Regions from separate parts of the Homo sapiens genome. Here regions 1 and 3 are each linked to region 2. Evidence: read pairs that join two places in POLR2A ChIA-PET (ENCODE). Cell type or tissue: MCF 10A. All regions are shown on one strand.

What was found. ChIA-PET counts read pairs that join two places held together with the same protein. Peaks named below come from ENCODE experiments on the same cell type or tissue, not always from the same donor. Only the 100,000 strongest peaks of a DNase experiment are listed, where the experiment ranks them.
Region 1: POLR2A ChIA-PET joins it to region 2 with 5 read pairs; 1 of 35 experiments calls an interaction of 5 or more read pairs at or near these places.
Region 3: POLR2A ChIA-PET joins it to region 2 with 5 read pairs; 2 of 35 experiments call an interaction of 5 or more read pairs at or near these places.

The regions. Positions count from the first base shown.
Region 1 is chr7:17,091,722-17,094,221 of GRCh38, reverse strand. All of the region lies in intron 1 of LOC124901596 (a long non-coding RNA gene), which reads left to right. Among named protein-coding and RNA genes, the nearest start is that of AHR, 210 kb to the left of the region's middle. In MCF 10A, no CTCF peak of the experiment used is centred here; no DNase peak of the experiment used is centred here.
Region 2 is chr7:17,632,056-17,634,555 of GRCh38, reverse strand. No RefSeq gene overlaps it. Among named protein-coding and RNA genes, the nearest start is that of LINC02889, 74 kb to the right of the region's middle. In MCF 10A, no CTCF peak of the experiment used is centred here; a DNase peak (open chromatin) is centred at 1,275.
Region 3 is chr7:17,404,502-17,407,001 of GRCh38, reverse strand. The region is part of intron 1 of LINC02888 (long intergenic non-protein coding RNA 2888); the gene reads right to left. Among named protein-coding and RNA genes, the nearest start is that of LINC02888, 31 kb to the right of the region's middle. RefSeq lists an enhancer at 388-1,587. In MCF 10A, no CTCF peak of the experiment used is centred here; DNase peaks (open chromatin) are centred at 91 and 1,021.

The sequences.
Region 1 (2,500 bases), 540 kb after region 2:
TAAGGCTTGCCATCAGTGTTAATAGTAGGAATACCACAATTTTTTAAAGAACTGGTTTTTGATTTCAGTCTAAATTCTACCTCCTACCATCTCATCTAAATACTGCCCCTGTACCCACCTCATTTATGCTCTGAATTTGCCATATTTTAATATCTCTAATGCACTTACATTTTGAAATAACCATCTGTATAAACATTTTCTGTCATATTTACCACAGAGTAGGTGTTCAATAAATATTTTCCAAAAAATTAACAAATGAGAATTTAATATTTTCAAATAAAGTGACCACGTCAAAAATTAAACACATGTTCTTTATTTCCAAGTACACATTTCTGAGGTATCTTTGAGCGTTAGCCCATCTCTCATTCCATCTGAGCATTACTGTCCCATTTCTCAGCTTGGGGAGAAGGGGTAGGGACGTGGGAGGTTCAGGGATAGGGAAGAGTGGGTCTCAAGAAAGAGATACAGATTTGCTTTTCACTATTTTTTTTTGTAACGAAAAAGCAGAAGTTTGATCATTTGTTTTATAGACCACAGTAAACTCTTGATGAACTCAGCTAAAGACTCATTTTCTTGACTCTCTTGGAGTAGCCAAGCAGAAGTCATTGTGTGTGTCTTCCAGGAAGATGCTTTGCTTTGCAGTGGAATGACAGCTGAGAAAGAAGTCCTTTTACCCTTTCCGTCTCCTTCTTCCTCCTGCAGAGACTACAAATGAAGTGGCTAGAACTCACTGAGGCAGTGTTAAGGATGGAAGCTATACAAAGACAAGGGAGAGGAGAGACAGCCCCCTGGTCCACTGACGGCATCATGGGGCCACCATTCCAGCCCTGGATTGGTACCTCTGAGAATTTTTTCAGAGAGAAAAATACATTGTTTCTGCCATCATTATTTAGTGGGGTTTTTCTAAACTATTTATCCAAATCTTTCCTAATCAATACATTATTTTAAAAATTATGCTAAATAATATCAAAATGATCAACTGAGTCTAAATTGCCATGTTAAAATGGCTGTATCTAAATAGCATACATGTTCTACAAAGCTTTTACCTCCTTCATCATTTTAATGCTTACAACATACCCCATAAATCAATTAAAGAAGATATGGTCATATCCATTTAACAAATGAGAATATAAGACTAAGGAGGTTAGGTCTCTTATCCAAGGTTTCTAGCTGGTAAATCAGAGTGCAAATCATCTGACTCTTAGCCCAGGGCTGTTTCCAGTAGAGGAGGTTTGCCAGTTGCCGAAACGAGTGTCAGTTTCAAGAATTCCTACATACGCATTTTAATGATATTCATTATCTACATCCAGATTTCCTCTTTGAGAATGAAATTTTAAGAGCTTAAGCATGTATAAGGAAGATGACACTAAAATTTCTATTGTCACTAAATGATTTTTTTAAAATATTTCTATAAATTCTGAAATCTCTTCTGTAGAAGATATGTATAAAATAAATACTACAGGCAAGTTAACAATTTTTTTCCACTTCAGGTCCAGTTGGAGCAGAGTTAATGTTGCAGCTGGACACCATGATTCATACCTGTAATCCTAGCGGTTCGGGAGGTTAAGGCAGGTGGATCCTGGAGGCCAGGAGTTCACTACCAGCCTGGGCAACATAGAGAGAACTGTCCCTACAAAAAATGTTCTAAAAAAATTAGCCAGGCGCGGTGGCATACTACTAGGGAGGCTGAGGCAGGAGAATCACTTAAGATCAGGAGGTCGAGGTTGTGGCTGCAGTGAGCTATGATCGCACCACTGCACAGTCTGGTGATAGAGTGAGATTCTGTCTCTTAAAAAATAAAAGACTGTCGGCCAATGTAATTGACAATATGGGCCAAATAACTCAGATGGTAGATTCAAGAATGTACATTAAGACAAGGTGAGCATTCTAGCTGTATACTGCCAATACTTCATACCACAACAAAAGAGTGATACAATATCACCAGCTTTGGAGCCATTTCTATATTTATTGCCAATTAATCAAACAGATTGTCATACAATTGATCCAATACATTTAGGACCATCAGATTACATAATATTTATCAACTGGAGACACCTAATGACTCAAGGTGTATTAATACTACAAAATCCATTTTGTTGAAGAAAGATTTTTTCATATAAAAAGAAATTTCCTATAGATAAACCACAGATATTACATAAAATGAAAATTTCCTTATGTACATTAACATGTCCACTACTGCATGGATCACTAAATTTAAAATACTAAATTAAGAGGACAAGTTTCTAACCTGTGTAAAGCTGGGTTTTGAGGACTCACTTATGTTCCTACACTTTAGGTGGGTGACCTCATAGAAAAGAAAATTTATTTTTGTAACTCAAGAGATTTTTGAGCATGTTGGCCACTAACTTTCTAAGTCTCTTGACTGTGTACATTTTGAAACAAGATCGTTATTTTTCTGGACATAAAATAAATGGTAAGCAGAGATGATGGTCAATATTACACCAACACCAATGTTTTATATCAAAGATAATTTTTTAAA
Region 2 (2,500 bases):
AAAACTAAAAATAGGGTTACCATATGATCTAGCAATCCCAGTACTGAGTATATATCCCAATGAAAGGAAATCAGTGTGTTGAAGTGATATCCACATTCTCATATTTATTGCAGCACTATTCACAGTAGCAAAGATATGGAATCTAAGTGTCCATCAGTGAATGAATGGATAAAGAAAATGTGGTAAATACACAGAAAGGAGTATTATTCAGCCATAAAAAAGAATAAAATCCTGTCATTTGCAGCAACATGGATGAACCTGGAGGACATTATGTTAAGTGAAATAAGCCAGGCACAGAAAGACAAATACCACATGTTATCTGAGATTTGGGAGCTAAAAAAGTTGATCTCATAGTCGAGAGTAGAATAGTGATTACAGAGGCTGGGAAAGGTAAAGGGGAGGAGGAATAGGGAGAGGTTGATTAAAAAGTACAAAATTATACTTAGATAGAAAGAATAAGTTCTAGTGTCTATAGAACACAATAGTGTTCTATAACACATAGTTAACAATAATTTATTATACATTTCAAAATAGATAAAAGAATTTTGAATGTTCTGAAGACAAAGAGATAAGTGTCTGAGGAGATGGGCATGCCAATTATCCTGATTTTATAATTATACATTGTATACATATATCACAACATCACTTGTACCCCATAAATATGTACAATTGTTATGTGTCAATTAAAAAGTCTTCCCGTAGCAAAAAGTATCTTTTCCCATAGCAAAAAGTATGAGAAGTACATAAATGTTACTAAGAATTTGTTTTGCCTTTTTGAAAGAGCTCAAGATACCTGATAACTTTTTTTTTTCTAAGAGAAGTTTTATAGGCTGGGCACGGTAGCTCATGCTTGTAATCTCAACACTTTGAGAGGCCAAGGTGGGCAGATTGCTTGATCCCAGGAGTTCAAGACCAGCCTGGGCAACATGGTGACATCCTACCTCTACCAAAAATATATACAAAAATTAGCTGGGCATGGTGGTGCATACCTGTAGACCTAGCTACTTGGGAAGCTGAGGTGGGAGGATAAATAGAACCCCAGAGGCAGAGGTTACTGTGAGCTAAGATTGCACCACTGCACTCCAGCCTGGGTAACAGAGTGAGACCCTGTCTCAAAAAAAAAAAAAAAAAATAGAAAAGTTTTATGAGGCAGATATTAGGCCTGTGTTACCAAAAATTTTGTTGTGTAACTGTCCTTGGTTGTTCCTCAATTCCAGTGCTGCTGACCAGTGTAAAATGGGTGTGGATCACATCTATTGCTTCTTCAAAGAAGCAGTATGGGAAAACAATGACTCACACTGTAGTGATAAATGGGAATGACAACACAGATCAACAATGTCTGAGCTATTGGTAAACCTAACTGAGAGGTACAAAGAGAGGCAAGGGAGTCCTCCTATGCCTCTTGTACCGAGGGTTGGGCTGCCTGGGCCAATTGATAAAGCAGTTCCCAGCAATGCAGCTCTGACTTTGGAAGGACCCCTGCTCCTTGCCTCCTTTTATTCCCTAGGCTTTAGGTTCTAGGGACTCAATCAGTGTCCCTTTTCTCTAGTAAGTCCAAGACTAGCTGTGGAGTAAGAACCACCTTCCTTGCTGCATACCCCATGGCATTCTTCCTGTTTCTTTGCTCCTCCAGAATTTTGGATGCAAGAAAATGTGCTAGTTCAAAGTTTGCTTTACAGGTTAGACAGACTTAGGTTTGAAGCTTTTGCCCATTCATAGGCTTGGACAAGGCACCCAACATCTTTAAAACCTCTGTTTATCTATAATAGTACCTACCTGTAGTATTATTGCACACTATTAAATAAAATATCCATGTAAAGCACTTGACAAAGTGTCTAGCAAACAGGAAGCACACAGCAAGAGTTAGCTAGTACAACTGCTATTGTTACGATGTTATTTGTTTATATATTTGTCTCCTCTAGTAATGACCTTTTCCAGGACAGAGATGATATTTTAGTCATCTTCGTATCCCATTTGCCTAACAACCTAACTTGAGTATGAAAGTTGCTCAATAAATCTTTGACTAATAAATAACTGCACATGTTTATGTGTGTGTGTGTTTGTGTGTATGTGCACATATATAATATAGAAAGAGATGAAATGGTCTTTTGAAGCTCTAATTTGCTTACAAATATGGATAGCATTATTAAAATCATAAAAAGCCCTATTAAAACTCTGAATTAATTGTATTGGAGATTTTCGCTCACCATAATGGAAAGTTTTCCAAATTTAATTACTTTTGACCTCAAGAAATTTGGACCTTCAGAGCAAGACCTAGTTCCTAAAATAGGAGACCTCATATCTATGCCCTAGGAATGGACTAGGCTAATTTCAGATTAAACTGAAAGGAGAGGACCAAATGCTTTGGGATAGCTGATCCCTTAGGAGTGGGAAGAGAGGTGCTGCAGGTTACTCCTTGTTGGAGTCTCTGTTTCATGGTGTCAACTCATCACCAGGGTCGGTTTTTTCATAGTAGGGAACTTGAGTGATAACACTGGCA
Region 3 (2,500 bases), 230 kb after region 2:
TTATTAGGAGAATTGGCTTACACAATTATGAAATCTGAGAAGGTCATCTGCAAGACGGAGAACCGGAAAAGCTGATGGTATGACTCTCAGCACAAGGTCAAAAGCCTGAGAACCCAGGAACTGCTGGTGCAAGTGCCTGAGTCCAATGGCTGGAGAACCTGGAGTTCTAATGTCCAAGAGCAGGAGAAGAAGGGTATCTCAGCTTGAAGGAGGAGAACAAATTTGCTTTTCCTTTGCATTTTCATTCTATTCTAGTCCTCAGCTGATGGGATGGTGCCCATCCACACTGAAGGCAGATTTTCCTTACTCAGTCCACTGATTCAAATGCCGATTTCTTCCAGAAAACCCTCACAGATGCACCCAGAAATAATGCTTTACCAGCTATCTAAGTATCCCTCAATCCAGTCAAATTAACACACAAAATTAACCATCACAGACCCTAACCTAGGGCCATTTGAGGACTAGCTCCGACTTATAAATTCTCACAAGATGCTCAAAAAATTCACCAGTTTTATTTGTTTCTTCATTCAGGGCAGGTTGTTTTTAATTTTTATTTTTTTCCTAATTTGCAGTTTCACTGAAGATGTAATTCATTATGGGTTCCAGAATTTGAATCTAACTCTCCCATTGTGCCGACCTGAGTTGATCTGTGTCACAACTGAAGCCCCAGGCCCCTGGAATTCATAGATGATTTCACTGCTTACAATTCTCTGAATTGGTCCTTCCCAGAACATTTAGCCTCTGATAACTCCAATGGTTTCCCTTACTCTTTCCAACACAGGCATGCATTTAAATGTGTTTTTCATTTTGTATCTACTACTTTTAGGTGCTTTGTAGCAGGATAGATTTTCAGGATATTTACTCTGCCAATACTGTTGGAAAAGGAAGTCTCTGTCTACTCTTCACCTTCCTGTAACCCCGTTTTGCCCCTAGCATTTTACAGATTCTATTCCTGCTAAGGTCACCAGTGACATCATAATTCCTAAATAAATACTCATCAGACCTTTTCTCACTCGGTAGCTTTCGAAACCTTCGTCCACTCTTTCCATGAATCACCCTTCTCCCTTGTATTATCTCATAATATTACACAGGCATGCATACACACACACACGTGCGCGCACACACACACCACACAAACCTTGGCATTTGCCGTTATGAGCTCTTAGGATATTATTTTCACACTGCCCTTCTTTCTAAAAAGGTCTACTAAGAAACATTAAAACAAAGAAATTTTCCTAATCCTCTATCCAATGAGATCCTGAACATACATCTTAATACCGCTGTCGCTTATTGCAAGAACCATTTGTCTCTCAAGTCTGCTCTGCCATTAATCTATTTTTTCATTAAAATTTATTTTTATTTTTTATTTTTAGATATGGGGTCCCACTGTGTTGCCCAGGCTTGCCTCAAACTCCTGGACTCAAGCAATCCTTCTGCCTTGGCCTCCCAAAGTGCTGTGACTATAGGTGTGAGCCACTTCACCCAGCCTTCCCTTTTTATCTTGAATAATATTCCTTGCCTTAAATTCTATTTTGTTTCATATTGGTTGCATGTTATACATTTTCCATTCTTTTACTTTTCTATATTCTTCTATATAAGGAAAATCTCTTGAAAGTAGCATATTTTTTTTTTTTCCAATCTGGCGATCTTTAGCTTTTAATTAGAGTACTTACTTTGCTGACATTTCATGTAATTACAAATATATTTGGGTTTAAATCTATCATCTTACTACCTTTTTTTAAATTATACTTTAAGTTCTGGGGTACATGTGCAGAATGTGCAGGTTACATAGGTATACATAGGTATACACGTGCCATGGTGATTTGCTGCACCCATCTACCCTAATACCTATGTCATCTACATTAGGTATTTCTCTAATGCTATCCCTCCCCTAGCCCCCAGCCCCCGACAGGCCCCGGTGTGTGATGTTCCCCTCCCTGTGTCCATGTATTCTCATTGTTCAGCTCCCACTTATAAGTGAGAACATGCGGTGTTTAGTTTTCTGTTCTTGTTTTAGTTTGCTGAGAACGATGGTTTCCAGCTTCATCCGTGTCCTTGCAAAGGACATGAATCCAGCAGCACACCAAAAAGCGTATCCACCACAATCAAGTCAGCTTCATCCCTGGGATGCAAGGCTGGCTCAACATATGCACATCAATAAACGTAATCCATCACATAAACAGAACCAATGACAAAAGCCACATGATTATCCCAATAGATGCAGAAAAGGCCTTCAATAAAATTCAACACCCCTTCATGGTAAAAACTCTCAATAAACTAGGTATTGATAGAACATATCTCAAAATAAGAGCTGTTTATGACAAACCCGCAGCCAGTATCATACTGAATGGGCAAAAACTGGAAGCATTCCCTTTGAAAACTGGCACAAGAAAAGGATGCCCTCTCTCACCACTCCTAGTCAACATAGTATTGGAAGTTCTGGCCGGGGCAATCAGCCAAGGGAAAGAAATAAAGGGTATTCAAGTAGGAAGAGAGGAAG